3 separate regions of the Homo sapiens genome follow, and all the other regions are linked to region 2. Evidence: chromatin contacts called from ENCODE Hi-C or POLR2A ChIA-PET data. All regions are on one chromosome and are shown on one strand. Each heading gives the region's core, a stretch centred on a gene start or an enhancer-like site at or near the end of the contact. The rest is flanking DNA. Distances are from core to core; before and after follow the strand shown.

Region 1 (4,774 bases), core at 1,386-3,885, 190 kb after region 2:
AATTTCTGTTGAGCTTCTCCAAAAAAGGGCTTCCAGAATTAGGAAGTCATATTTGCCCATAGACTAAGAAGAAAATAAAACATGAATATTCTTTTAATGCATTTCAGGTGTGCACTTTTTTTTTTTTTGGAGACAGAGTCTCACTCCTGTTGCCCAGGCTGGAGTTCAGTGGTGTAATCATGGCTCACTGCAGTCTTGACTTCCCGGGCTCAGGTGATTCTCCCACCTCAGCCTCCCAAGTAGCTGGGACTACAGGCACGTGCCACCACGCCCGGCATTTGTACTTTTAGTAGAGAAGGGGTTTCACCATATTGTCCAGGCTGGTCTCGAATCCCTGGGCTCAAGTGATCGCCTACGCTGGCCTCCCAAAGTGCTGGGATTACAGACATGAACTACCGCGCCTGGCCTAGGTTTGCCCTTTTAATAACTATATTATAATATTCGCATTAAAAGTTTATTAATAAAGCTATCCAAATTTTTGGACAAAAACAAAAATCAGACTATTTTAAAAGACCAAAAAAAATACCCCAAAGTGAGCCCATTTCAACTGTCCTTAAGTGTGTGTCCACTATGTGTGTCCACTAGTGATACAGTGATTCATTCTGTAATAACAAAGAAATTGGACATAAAGGAGTTGGAAAAGAGCAAATCTGGCAAAGACCCTAAACACTTACATTAACACATAAAATCTGTTTTCTAGCTAAGAGCATCTTGCTGAGCTGTGCTCGGATGTGATGAGACAAAGGCCCTCACATCTCCAGCCATCCTAGCCTCGAGCTGCCGGCAGCAGGATCTGAACACCACCCGATGTTTATGCCACCACCTGCAATGTAGAACAGTGAAAGATTCTAGAATTCATAACTCAAAGTCAATACAGCAGTGATTTACTTATTGGGAAACTGCTCTTAGTCAATTCTTCGCTGGATTTCCAGTATCTGCCCTTGTCCACTACAGCTCAAGCAATGACAAACTGATGTGTGGCACTGCCTCTCTCATCATCTCTAATCCCCGGCTGGCAGAACCCCCAGCGTGTGAGAGAACTGCTGCTCTCCCGAATTCCCTAGGTCCCTCCTCAAGTCCTCAGTGTCCAGGAGGAAGAGGCTGCGAGATGGCTGGTACTAAAGCTACTCCACCTCCATCCCTGACCCCCATGGAAGGTGGTTCAAGGTCAAGTCGCATCAGAATTCCCTGAGGGGCTTCTTTAAAAAGCCATTGCTGGACTTCACCCCATACCCATAGAATCAGAATCACAGATGCATTCTAGTAAGCACTCCAAGGGAGTCTTGTAATAACTAAAATATAACAACAGTTCCTAACTTCATGCCTCTCCTACTAAATAAGAAATAGCAAAAATTAATAAATGGCAGGCCAGATAGTCTTTCCTTTCCTGAATATAAAATATGTCCTTACATCTGTTACTCTTTACTCAAAGGAGTTATTTTAACCCAGGCCTACTTTTTAGCATCTGTGAAAGAAAAGATAGCTTCAATGTTACTTTTACTCTTCATTAAAAGGAATAACCTCTCAAATTACTTATGGAAAATTAATATGGCAAATATTTTATTAACACCCTAGTATTTGTGCCCTTTGCCCTATTGCTACAGCTGCAAAACCTCAATAAAAGTCATCCTAAAATTGCTATGAGGAACCACAGAAAAAGAATGAAATCTGGTTATAAAATAGTGTCCTACAACTTTTATTGTCAGCAAGTAAATGCCAAGACCACTCAGTGTACTAATATTAGAAATTCAGAGAACTAATTCTAACAAAGCATATTTCTATTTTCTCCTGATGTTTACTGCACCTCAATCACTGTAAGCTGTAAACCACATGACTCACAAAAAGCGTGGTGGGATAAAAAAACACACCCACAGAAAAGCAGGATTTCTCATGCTATGAACATGAAAGTCCTGCTTTATGCATACAACGAATAACTCAGGTACCAAAAAAAGACGTCCTTTTAAATTAAGGATCCGCGCTCTCAATAAAACCTGCAAGTGCATTTTGTTCACTGAACTATAAGTTTGGGAAAAACGCCTTATCAACAGAAATAATTAATTCATTTGAGAGGAGGGGGATCATAAACCCTTTAAAATATGAAAAACTACAAGAGCTCCCCGCAGAAAAAGGCGTGAAACGCCGGCACAGTCCCCGAGAGCGCTCGACCGCAGCGAGGGGAGGAATCGCCTGAACGACGGAGCCGCGGCCCCTCCTCGGGGAACAGCTCGCGCCCCCAGGCGACGCCGGCAGGGCAGAGGCGCGGGGCAGATGCGGAAGCACAGCCCGCAGAGCGGGAGAGTCCGGCGCGCTACCTTCTCGGCGATGCTGTACAGGACCTCGTCCATCTTCATGCACGTAGGATCCCAGTCGTGGCCGAAGCGGATGACGACCACGCGGTCCTCCTCCGAGAGGATGGCCTGGTCCACCTGCCAGCCGTTGTGCAGGTGCGGGAGCATGTACGACATGGCGGCCCGCGCGCTCGCCGCCGCCCAAGGCGGGGCGCCAGGGAGGGCCCAGCGAGGTGGGCTCAGCCGGCCCCTCACTCCCCGGCCCCCGCCGCCCCCGGGCCCACGGACGAAATCCGGTCCCGCCCGCACACGCAAACTCCGCTGGGACTGCCACCCGGCAGAACGTCTGGGCGCGCACGCACCGACGCCGTGCGTGCTGACGGCATGCGCGCGCGCTAGCGCCGTGCGTGCTGACGGCATGTGCGTATAGGCGCCGCGCGAACGTGTAGTTGGCCGGGTGGAGCGGCGGCGACCTGGGCACCGTGGAGCGCCGTTGGTTCCGTCATAGCAGCTGTCGGAGTGGGGGTTCCTCCCCAGCGTCCAGGCGGCCTGGTGGTCCTGAGAAGCCCCGGGCTCGCCGTGCCCTGCCCCCACGCTCCCGCCCCGAGGCCGCCCGCCGCCGCCCGGGCTGTCCTCCAGCCACGGATGGGGACGTCCAGAAAGGCCCGGAATGCCCGGCACTGCGGCTCGTTTTCTTCCTTTCTGGTGCTTGTTTCTGTGTGTTACTAAGACAGTTCATGTGTGTCATTTGTGAAACTTGATCATAAAAATGTGTCGTTGTTGCCATACCCAACCACAGCAGAGTCGAGCAGCGGGGTAGGGAGGAAGCACTGGGCAGGCCGTCCTTGAGGAATGTCACCATCAGGCCGGCTGCTGAGCTGCCTGTTGTAACCTGAAACCAGGTTTTTTAATTTGTCTTTTTATAAAGAAAAAAAATTTTTTTTTGAGACGTGCAGTGACGTGATCTTGGCCCACTGCAGCCTCCGCCTCCCGGGGTCAAGCGCTTCTCCTGCCTCCGCCTCCCCATAAGCTGGGACTACAAGGCGCCAGCCCGGCTAGTGTTTTTTTGTACTTAGTAGAGACGGGGTTTAACCATGTTGGCCAGGCTGGTCTTGAACTCCTGACCTCAAGTGATCTGCCCGCCTCGGCCTCCCAAAGCGCTGAAATTACAGGAAGAAGCCACCGCGCCCGACCTAAAGCCAGTTTTATTCCATAGCTTCAGCATAACTTCCACCTCCAGGACTGATCTGGCCCCCTGGCTTCGCTCACCAGTCAGAGCTCCCCAAACCCTTACTAGTGCCAGTGAACTTTCTCAAAGAGAAATAAGTTAATATTTCTCTTTTTAAAATAAAACCTCTAACCTCTGTTCTTCTGAGAGAGCACTTTGGGTTCATGCTGGAGACTCCCTGGTTTGCAAACTGATATTGATAGTAAAACTCTTGTCTACTATCTAGCTATCCTGGTGGTCCTTTAGATGACAAATTTAAAACAAATCACGCCCGGGCGCGGTGGCTCACGCCTGTAATCCCAGCACTTTGGGAGGCCGAGGCCGGCGGATCGCCTATGGTCGGGAGTTCAAGACCAGTCTGGCCAACATGGTGAAACCCCGTCTCTACTAAAAATACAAAAAATTACCCGGGCATGGTGGCGCCCGCCTATAATCCCAGCTACTAGGGAGGCTGAGGCAGGAGAATCGCTTGAACCCAGGGGGTGGAGGTTGCAGTGAGCTGAGATCGCACCACTTCACTCCAGCCTGGGTGACAGAGTGAGACTCCATCTCAAAAACAACAACAAATCACTATGCAGATGCTGTGGTGTCTCTCAGATGGGCTGTGGCATGGTGAGAACTACAGTCTGAAGAGCCTGCTGGCATGGGGATTGAAATGGGTTCCATGTTTGGTTTCCTCTGGGACACAGCACCATAAGGTGCTTTGATAATATGCACCCACAATTTAAATACTAGAATCACAAGTGCAGCTCACTGCCAGATTAAGCTTTTTACATAATACAGAATATTTCCCAATTATATACGAAATGCTTTATTGTAATGAAACAATTTCAGGTTGGTAGGATATTAGAGATCATCTAAATCTCTTTCATTTTATAATTGAGTAAAGCAGAGGCACAGAATATAAGCATAGTGGTTAACAGTGAGGGTTTTAGTTACATAAAGGCGTGTTCAGGTTCATCTGTGCCTTGCATAAGTTATCTCAACAAACTTCAGTTTCCTCATCCATGAGATGGGATGATAAAACAAAATCTCCTGTACTTCATTGGCACCAGGTACACACTGGAGAAATCTGAGCCCTTACTAAGGTCAGGCTATTGCCTTCTAAAAAATTCCTTACCGTCATTTTGGTAGTCACTCATTTCAGATACAAACACAGTTGCTTAACACATCACAAGCATTTTATTCACAGGAGAGTTGTTCCAAGCTAAGGCATAAGACTCAAATGTCCCCAAATAATTTATTGAAACTCATTTTT
Region 2 (4,755 bases), core at 432-2,931:
CATGAATTATGCTGATGACTTGGATGGCCCAGCTCGACTGAGCAGTTGTCCAATGGCTTCAGATGAGAAGGAAGCTAATAAGCTGCATAACAGAATTAAGATTCTGAAACATCTGACAAGGCTCATGAAAAAGTTTAACCTAATAAAAACTACCGAAATAAAATGTACTAGGGACAAATTGTAATATACAAAACCTAGACTTTTAAAGAATCAAGTAACTGAAAATCATGGGGGAAAAAACCCAACAACTGCACAGACCTAGAGCTTTGACTAGCAAGCCAGGGCTGTCTGAAACGTGATGTGGTGCCTGGAAAGGCTGGTGAGCATTTTGGTTGGATCAGTAGATATAGAGTCTGCAAAAGGGAGGTGATGGGCTGACTGCACTCTGCACGGTCACAGCCACCAGAGACTGGGTCAAGGTGCAGGGTCTGAAAGAGGCAGCCAGGGCTGAACTGGACCAAGAAGAACAGACCGAGGTCAGAGAATGCACAGCCTGAGAAACCCTTCAGACCCCCACGTCCAAACCACCAGCTGTAGGGCAACCCCTGCGTTCCAGCACAGACAGCGCAATCTGAGTTATCTCGTTTACTTTTCTAATGAGTGTATTTAACAGGGGCTTCTGAGATAAAGGGGTCCTGGCTGCTTCTGCCTCCTGCAGCTGCAAACGTCCACTGGATCCCCAGGGCAATGTCCCCAGGGGCAGATCTGTTCAGCCTCAAAGGCCTCCGCTAACCACCAGCTGCCCCCCCAAAAAGCAGCCTCTGCCCTTTCAGAGGCAGCAGTGCAGGCACCTCCTGCTCTGAATCCGGTAGATGTTTCCATGGAGAAGAGCCTCCCTTCCAAGACCTGGTGCTCCGGCTGGAGCTGGAGAGGAACATTTCCTTTTTGTGGATGCAAATGAGAAACATCCACTCACTAGAGGCTCCGCTGCGGCTCCAGGATCCATCCCACAGAAGCGTCCGGAGTCCTCACAGCTGGCGTCTCCTGGGGATCCGCTCAACGAGAAGTGCCTTGGCTGTTGACTGAAAACCCACAGTCCTGTCCTTCCAGAGTCTTGGGCCGGGTTCCTCGTCTCTTCCCCTGTACCCCAAAGGCTGCTTTGGAGTGGTCACAGCAGGCAGGAGGCAGCCCGTGCCTCTGGAATGACATTGAGAGTGTTTGTGTGTGAGTGTGCATGCGTGTGTGTATGAGTGTATCCATGTGTGCCTGGATGAATGTGGTTATGAGCGTGTGTATGCATGTACGTGAGTATGAATGACTGGGGTTATGAGAGTATGTGAGTGTGCACCTGTGTGTGATTATGTGTGGCAGTGAGCGTGTGAGTTGCACGGATTGCCGATGTGTGTGCACCTGTGTGTGTGATTATGAGTGTGGCAGTGAGCGTATGAGTTGCACAGATTGCCGATGTGAGTGTGCACCTGTGTGAGTGTGAGCGTGTGTGCCCCTGCCAGGGCGTGCGCTGGTGGGGGCGGTGTGCAGAGTGGGGCCTGGGCCTCCTGCCCCCAAGGGCAGCTGGGTGGGCTCCGTGCTCCCTCCGAGTGGACTTGGCCCCGGCTCCAAACCCAGCCGAGGGTCGGCTCGCTCCTGGGGACCCGCGGATGTCGCGAGGGGGCGCCGCGCCACTGAAGGCTGGGACGGGGGCGGTGCGCGGGGCGGCGCCGGAGTCCGGGATGCCGGCTCCAGAGACGCCGCGCTCCGCCCCGAGGAGGCCGCCGGCCGGGTAAGCGGAGCCCGGAGCTCGCGGAGTCTGGACCGCAGGTAAAGTTGAGCGCGCCGTGGGGCCGGGGGTGGGGGGTCCGCGGCGAAGGAGCCGGGGCCGCAGTGGGCGGTGGGGCGGGGGGCGCGGGCTCCTGTCTGATGGTTCCGCGCGCAGCTTCTTCTCCGGGTGCGCGGTGCGCGCGGGCGCGGGAGGGTCGAAGGGGACCTTGGAATCCCCCTGTTCGGGCCAAGGGGGCGGGGGCGGCTCGGGGCCGGGCGGGGCTGGTGCCTCCCCCTCCCGCTCAGCGCCCAGAGTCCGGGAGTCGAGGGGGGCGTCGGGCCGGAGGCGCTCGCCGGTCTGGCCGCGCCGCGCGCGTGGATGGAGGTCTCGGCCGCGGATCGCCCCGTCTATTCGCGCTGGTCCTGCGGGAGCCCGGGTGAGCCGAAGGCGAGGAAGGGGCGCGGGTCTCGGGAAAACCCGACTCTCCCGGCGCCCGCCCCGGTTCGGTTGGGGGCGCACCCGGCTCGCGCGGAGAGCGGGCGGGGTGTGGGCGAATGCTCGGCGCGCTGCGCCTTTCCCGGTCCCCCTTCTCCCCGGAGATGAACGCCCCACTCCCGCTCGGACACACGGCCGCACCCCTACTCTGCCTCCTCCGACCAGCCGGGGCGCGGCCCGAATTGGGGGAGAGAAGACCCAGCTCCCGCAGCCGCGAATTCTGCAAACCCGGAGCCCATGCGCCCCGTCCTCCGGCCCGGGGAGCTCCCAGCCTTGCCCGCCGAGCGCAGCCCGGGTCCGGACTGTGGTCACTGGGGACGAGAAGGGTCCCTCCTGCGGGGCTCCCGGGTTCGGATGGACGGAGGGGGCGTCCGGCAGGTGAACTGGGCCCGCTCCGCGTCCCGAACGTTCCCCTAAACCCACAAGTCCCGGAGACCCTGGGGCATTCTGCGATTTCGGAGTGACCGGTGGAGCCCCCGCCCGCGCGCCTGGCTCCCGGGGTCTCCCCACACAGCAGGGGCTGCGGGGACCCCCTCTGTCACCTCCTCCAAAGGGTCTGGGAGCAATTCGACCTGCCTGGAGAATTCCAGGAAGTCCTTTCCCTGCGGGAGCCTCATGGGTCCCCCCTTCTCTGCCTGCAGAGACCTCTGGCTTCCGCGTGCGCTCAAAGTGAGCGCCGGGCAGATTGTAAATAATGGATTTTGACCCAGCTGGGAGATCTCAGAGTGATTAAGTGGAGAGGCTGTTCCACCCTCAGCCCTGCCCAGGCAGCTGGGTGACCCCGCGGGCCACATGCCACAGGGGCACGGACTCAGCCCTGAGTGGTTTTCGTTCTGCTGAGAGTCCAGGAGGCTTCCCGAGACCCCAAGCAGAACCGCGGAAGAGGGGACCCTCCTCCCCCACCCCTGTTCTCTGGGATGGTGCAGGGTACACAGCTGGCCTCTGAAGGTTCTTCCTTAGGAATTCCTAGTTAGAGGGATGGGATTGCCGGGCTTTCTTAGGGAATTTGGGGGGCATTGTGGTACATTCTGGGGATGAGGTCACCTTAGATGTCACATTCTCGGGACTATCCACTGTTGCCACAAAGGGTTGCTGTGTCCGCATCTTCCCTGGGGAGAGGTGACAAAAACAACTTCCAGGTCTGTCCAAGGCCAGTGCCAGTTGTTAGATTCCACTTTGCAAAAGTGTGTTTTAAATGTTGAGATTTCGATAATTTAAGGGAAAAATTGGTGTTTTTGTAGGCATGAGAAGAAAAGGAGGGAAGTGAGTTCTCAGCTGCCACAGGCAGGAGGCTGCTCAGCTTTCCCTTTTCAGCGCCTGGCTGAGCCCTGCTTGTGCCAGGCGCACAGGAAGTGTGTGGGGGGCGGGTGGCCGAGCTATGATTCGGGGTTTCTGCCCAGCGTGCGGCTGGGGCTGCATGGCTGTAGTCACAGGTGCAGGTGCCTCCACTCATGGGTCATGCTGGTAGGAACAGGCCGGTCAGAAACGATAGCGTGCTGGGTTTTGCCCTGGTGAAAAGCAGGTGCTTGGGTTCTGAATGTCTCGGGAGGATCTGCGCAGCTTTGTTGTTCTTTTGTCTGATGGTTGGGGGCTGCTTTTCTGGAAGAAGTGGGTCTCAGGCAGGCACCTGGAGGGCAGCGCGAACGGAGGGCTGTTTGTCGTGGGAGGCGCGTCTCTCTGCAGCCCTGGCAGGCGTGGGGGCGGGAGTGAAGGGAGCAGATGGGGCTGTGCCGACAGGCATGAGCTCTGGGGGCCGGGAGGGGTGGTAGGGCCTGCAGGACGAGGACACGCAGGGCATCCAGGGACGGCCACCTGTGTCTGAGTACTGCGCGCCTGTCCACGGATGGGTAATTTTGTAATGAATGGGGATATCTTAGGGCTAACGCTTGGTCAGGGATGTTCTTGGTGGTAAGGAAAGGAGCCATGGGGCCCTTGCTGCCAGTGAGGTCGCTCAGACACAAACGGGTGCTGCCATCAGGTAGCCCAGCCGGTAGGCATGAGTCCAACGAGGGCGGGCATTGACCGAGGTAGTTTAAGACCCCCTTCCTCAGATGAGGCTTGGGAGGCAGGATCTCGGCCCCCTAAACCGGCTGAATCAGAGCCTGCCTCTGACGAGACATGTACCCCGCCTTCCCGTGTGGGAGGCACTCAGGGTCCTTGCTGGTGTCGGAGAAACAGCACTGGCTCCTTCACAGCCGCGGCTTTCCGGCAGGAGCCTCAGCAGTTCCTTCCCCGGGCGGGCGGCGCTGAGCAGACGGGAGGTGGGCTGGTGCCTATGGTTGCAGTCGGCCTGGCGTGTCCTGCGGGCACCCGCAGGCTCTGCTCACCCACCGGCTGGTTTGTAGGGACAGGTCTGCTTGGGGAACCACAGCGAGGGGCACCCGAAGCAAATGTCAAGTCAAAATGGGTCCCCGGCGGGGCCAGGAGAACACCCAGACTCATGGAATTGCTAACAGAAATCTTATCAACAGCAGGTTCAGCCTTTTCACGTGATGGGAGACCATGCCAGGCAGCTGCCAACAGTCTGGCCACGAGGAGCTCCGTGCTGTTGAGGCACTGTG
Region 3 (4,416 bases), core at 83-2,582, 140 kb after region 2:
CCCCAATACAATACTAGCAAATAAAATCCAGCAACAGATAAAAAGTGTTAGACACCATGACCACATGGATTTATCCCAAGAATGCAAGGTTGGTTCAACACACAAAAATCAATCAATGTAGTACATCATCATAGTAGAATAAAAAATAAAACCCACATGATCATCTCAACAGACACGAAAAGCATTTGGCAAACTCTTTTATTATAAAAACACCCAACAAACTCGAATAAAAGGGAACTGCCTTAACCTAATGAAGGGCAACTATGGAAAATCCATTAACTAACATCTACTTAGTGATGAAAGATGGAATGCTTTCTCACTAAAATGAAGAATAAGATAGGTGCATCCACTCTCACCGCCTATAACCAGGATAAGCAATAAAAAGAAATAAAAGCAACTACATTGGTAAGGAAGAATTAAAACTATATTTGCAAATGACAGAATCATATATAGAGAATCTACTAAACAACTCTTAGAACAAACCAGTTCAGCAGAATTGCATGATACAAGATCAACATGCAATGATCAATTACATTTCTATAAAGTAGCAATGAAGCAGCAGAACTGAAATTAAGAAAACAATTCCATTTACAATAGCATCAAAAAGGATAAAATACTTTGGAATAAATTTAACAAAGTCCAAAATTTGTCATCTAAATTTTTCTCCTCCCTTCCTGTCTCCCTCCTGCTTCCCCTTCCCGCCCCCATCTCCCCACACACAGAAGAGCATGGACAGGCTTCTAGTAACTACTTCATGCTTGAAAACAGCAGAGCTAGGAGTTGATTAGTTTGCTGTAGACTCGGCCACGCTTGGTAAAGATGACGCACGCACATGCACAGATGGAAGCAACAACAGGAGGAAGTACAGCTGCAGGAATGAAGCAAAAGGAACGTGCTGCGGACAGTGCACGCGCAGGGTACATACCCAGGAAGGACCGCCTGGGGGCAACCTTGACTTCTTCATCCTTGCTATCTGCAGCTACACGTTAAAAAGGGAGACAGAAACAGAAAGGGGAAAAAGACAGAAACATACTGGTTTTAACATGGGTAAACAGCTGTGTTCCCAGAACTTTTTGCATTTCTTTAAAAAAAAAAAAACAAACCAGAATAGAAAGATCACAAGATTTTGGTTTTTGTGCATTAGAAAACCCACTTTCTGAACTATTTTTCTGCAAACCTAACCTCTTCCAATATCATAAAAAAGTGAATGGGGAGAATGGGAGAAAAATTGAGCCAAAAATTGAAAGTTACCACATTTCCATTTAATCTCTCGGGAGAAAGGCAGCATGGGAGCCCGTCACAAGCGTGCTGTGCTGATGGAAAGCAGCCAGGCAGATCCTGCTTCCCTTTTCCTAGAAACTCATCTGTATGCAAGCTGCGGCTGCAATATAGCTGCCCCAGGTCAAAACTCTTCAGAAGGCTGCCTGATAAAGCTGTTTTCAGAGTACACTCTGCTGTAAAAGGACAGCTGGTTCCGCACATGCACTTGACAAGCACCTCTGCACAGACACAGACACAGGGACAATGTGACAGGGACCCAGCACCCTCCAGGGCCCAGCACTGGCAATGACAGGTTATAAGTCAACCTTCCTATCTGCGCAGCCCCAGGACAAGACAGCAGCCAAGGTCCTGGAAAACAGTGTGGCCTCTAGGTGGCTCCTGGGAAGCCCCATGGGGTTTGGGATTGAAGACAGTTGATAAACAAGAGACTCAAATAAGTCCTGGGATCAGAAAGCAGAAGTAGGATCAAAGGTTGTGTTTGCCTGCCCCAGGCAATGTAGACTTAAAATGGAAATTTTGCAAGTGAACAGCTAAAAGCAAATACGAGGTGACCTCTGACCTCTGCCCTCTGCTACTTGGACTTAGGGTGTTGTTCCACTCACAAGGCAGGAACTGCAATATCTCTACCAAATTTGAGGGTTTTATAAACCAATGCAGCATACAAAGTGCAGTCTTCTCTCCTCCCTCAGCCTCCCCCAGCACTGCCTCTTGGATTCTATGGGTCCCTCAGCTCGTCCTCTCTGTTGCTTTGATTTAGACAACATCCCTCTCCACGGGCGCCTCTTCTAAAGACCAAGATCCTCAAGGGGTGGGAGGGAGGGACCACCCAAGGCAGGACTGCTCAGTCCACACTGTTTCCCTTCTCACATCCAGGTGTGACTGTGAACAGGCAATGGTGGGAGGCAGCCAGCCGGCAGGCTGGGGAAGAAGACATGGTTCAGGCTGCAGAGTCACATCCCACACCAGGCTGTGTCCTAGGCACAGCCTCAAGCTACCTGAGGCTCCTTGCCTGGAAAGCAGTGTGATCAGATCCACGTTTGTGTAGGATGGAATGCAGAGTTCTGATGCTGAGAGAGCTGCCAGGAACATTTTCAACAGTCACACACTTCCACAGATCTGTGCTGAACACGTCCTCCAGACCAGGCACTCAGGATCCAAAAAGGGCCCAGCAACATTTTCCTTTTCCTCCACACTCGGCATCAGGAGGTGGTGTCAGTGTCTTCTCCCCTTGATCATGGGTGGGCTTGTGACCACTCCAGTCCACAGAAGCAATGCTGTGATTTCCAAGACTTAGGTCATAAAAAAGATACAGCTTCCACCTGCTTTCTCAGGTAGCTCCCCCTTGGGACCTGGCCGCCATGTTGTGAGGAAGCCCAGGTCTCATGAGGAGGCCTTGGTGGGTGTCCCAGCAGAGCCTGGGTGGAGGTCCCAGCAGATAGATGGCTAGCACCAGCCATGCCAAAGAGCGAGTGAGGGAGAGAGAGAGAGAGAGAAAAAGCAAGAGAATGAGCTTCAAGGGCTGCAGCCCTAGCCTTTGAGCCTCCCCAGATGCTCCTGAGGACAGCAGAGACCAGCTATTCTTGCCAAGCTCTGCCCAAAATGCACTCACAAGCAAAATAATTGTTGTCCTTCCAAGTCCTAAGATTTGGGGTAACTTGTGGAGTAGCCAAAGAGACTGGAACAAGAGAGACACAACAAGTTATGGTTCCACATGGCCAGCAGGAAGGAGGCTGGCTGGGCCACAGAGGCCATCACCTGCTTCCTGGGACTTTGGTCCATGTCACGACTGGAGACCACTGCTGTTGGCACATGAAGGAAGGTTTGCACTGTACCCTGTCGGTACGGCGTGTATGGGGAGTGCAGGGGTGATAGTGACAGGGAGGTGCCAGACAGCCTGGGACCAGGGAAGAGCACATGATCACAGTGGCCCAGGCGAGCCCCCAATGGGAGGTACACAGGCAGATACAGGGATTCCTAATGTGACGTCCAAGAATCTCAATAAACCCCTGAAAATGCATGCAAGATGGCACATGACCCCTACATACAACACATTTTCCAGCTTTCTTGAATTATAACTAACTCACCTGTTTAAAGTGTACAATTCAATGGTTTTTAGGATATCCACAGTTGTGCAAACACCATCACTATCTAATTTCAGGACATCTTCAGCACCCCAAAAAGAAACCCTTGACTAACCAGCAGCCACTCCCTCTCCCTGGCCTCCAGCCTGGAACTGAGTGTTGAGATTTGGGACAAATTTCAAGTAAATTCAACCACCTGACTTTGAGCCACAGACAATTATTTCTCAAATAACCCCTAAGAGGAACTTAAAAGGAAAAAAGTACATGATAAAACAAAGTTAAACTTTATAAAAGCAATATTTAAAATGAAACAAATGACCCCGTGTATCCAGTTGCTGGTGCACCCCTGACAAGGTGCGTTTGTTTCCTGGTGACGTATCATGCAGCAGCGACCTGACCTCCGTTCCCAGCGGGAAGTGTCCTGAGGATGTGCAATCCTGAGCATATAAACCTCCACCCCCAATAAAACAAACGTTTTCAGTAACCGGGAGGCCGGCGCTGGCATGGTGACCCTCAGACTGCCGTGCACAGAGAGGGCTAAGGGAGGCATGAGGATGCCACATTCCATTATTTGTGGGGTCCTTGAGGGCAGAAGGGAGGCAGAGCTCAGGCTAAGCGACACAGCCAGGCCTGGAGGTTTGAAGTCAAATGGAAAGAATTGGTGTCCACTCATGAAGTATTTCACCTCACCAAAAAAAACTCCCTAGCTCCATCCACTGAAAAAGCCAAAAAATCAACCTGTAGGCCAACCCTCACACATGCCTAGGCCGTGGTCTCCAAACACTGTGTCCCAGATACCAGAGCTCCTTGGAGAAACGACGGATTCTAGGTCTGGGGCAGGAGATGTAGCCGCCACACGAGCACCCTGTTATACCAGGATCCTGTGTAGAAGCGAGACCCCTCATGCTGGGTCGAAAGGGCCCAGCAGCATCTGACGCGGCTCCCCGGCCAGAGGGAAGAACTGGAGCATTAACAAGCGTAATAATCCAGTAACACACCAAACGTCCAACTCACATGTTCAGAATGACTCAGAAACATGCACTCATCATTGCAA

Evidence for each region. Hi-C counts contacts between places; a loop is a spot of excess contacts on that map. ChIA-PET counts read pairs that join two places held with the same protein, here RNA polymerase II (POLR2A). Pooled maps may share reads with other maps.
Region 1: a map of mammary epithelial cell shows a loop between it and region 2 (14-fold over the local background). The contact joins the promoter of TXNL4A here to the promoter of KCNG2 in region 2. A Hi-C loop is called at or near these places in 7 of 168 maps with a recorded cell type or tissue (CD14-positive monocyte, GM12878, endothelial cell of hepatic sinusoid and 4 more), 8 of 37 single-sample maps with no recorded cell type and 15 of 50 pooled maps. POLR2A ChIA-PET finds 5 or more read pairs at or near these places in 2 of 52 experiments (CD8-positive, alpha-beta T cell and GM10248).
Region 3: a map of lower leg skin shows a loop between it and region 2 (2.1-fold over the local background). The contact joins the enhancer-like site here to the promoter of KCNG2 in region 2. A Hi-C loop is called at or near these places in 2 of 168 maps with a recorded cell type or tissue (lower leg skin and posterior cingulate gyrus), 1 of 37 single-sample maps with no recorded cell type and 2 of 50 pooled maps. POLR2A ChIA-PET finds 5 or more read pairs at or near these places in 1 of 52 experiments (common myeloid progenitor, CD34-positive).

Annotation. Positions count from the first base shown.
Region 1 is chr18:79,985,928-79,990,701 of GRCh38, forward strand. It overlaps TXNL4A (thioredoxin like 4A), which reads right to left and starts at 2,636. Exons shown (of 3, transcript NM_006701.5): 1 at 2,313-2,636. The coding sequence starts at 2,465. RefSeq lists silencers at 2,449-2,688, 2,729-3,018.
Region 2 is chr18:79,796,257-79,801,011 of GRCh38, forward strand. KCNG2 (potassium voltage-gated channel modifier subfamily G member 2) reads left to right here and starts at 1,682. Exons shown (of 4, transcript NM_012283.2): 1 at 1,682-1,758. RefSeq lists an enhancer at 965-1,561 and a silencer at 1,493-1,732.
Region 3 is chr18:79,933,044-79,937,459 of GRCh38, forward strand. It overlaps SLC66A2 (solute carrier family 66 member 2), which reads right to left. Exons shown (of 6, transcript NM_025078.5): 4 at 926-979. Among named protein-coding and RNA genes, the nearest start is that of SLC66A2, 16 kb to the right of the region's middle. Within about 2 kb of position 1,333, at least 9 of the 41 ENCODE cell types and tissues checked have a DNase peak (open chromatin) inside an H3K27ac peak, as active enhancers do.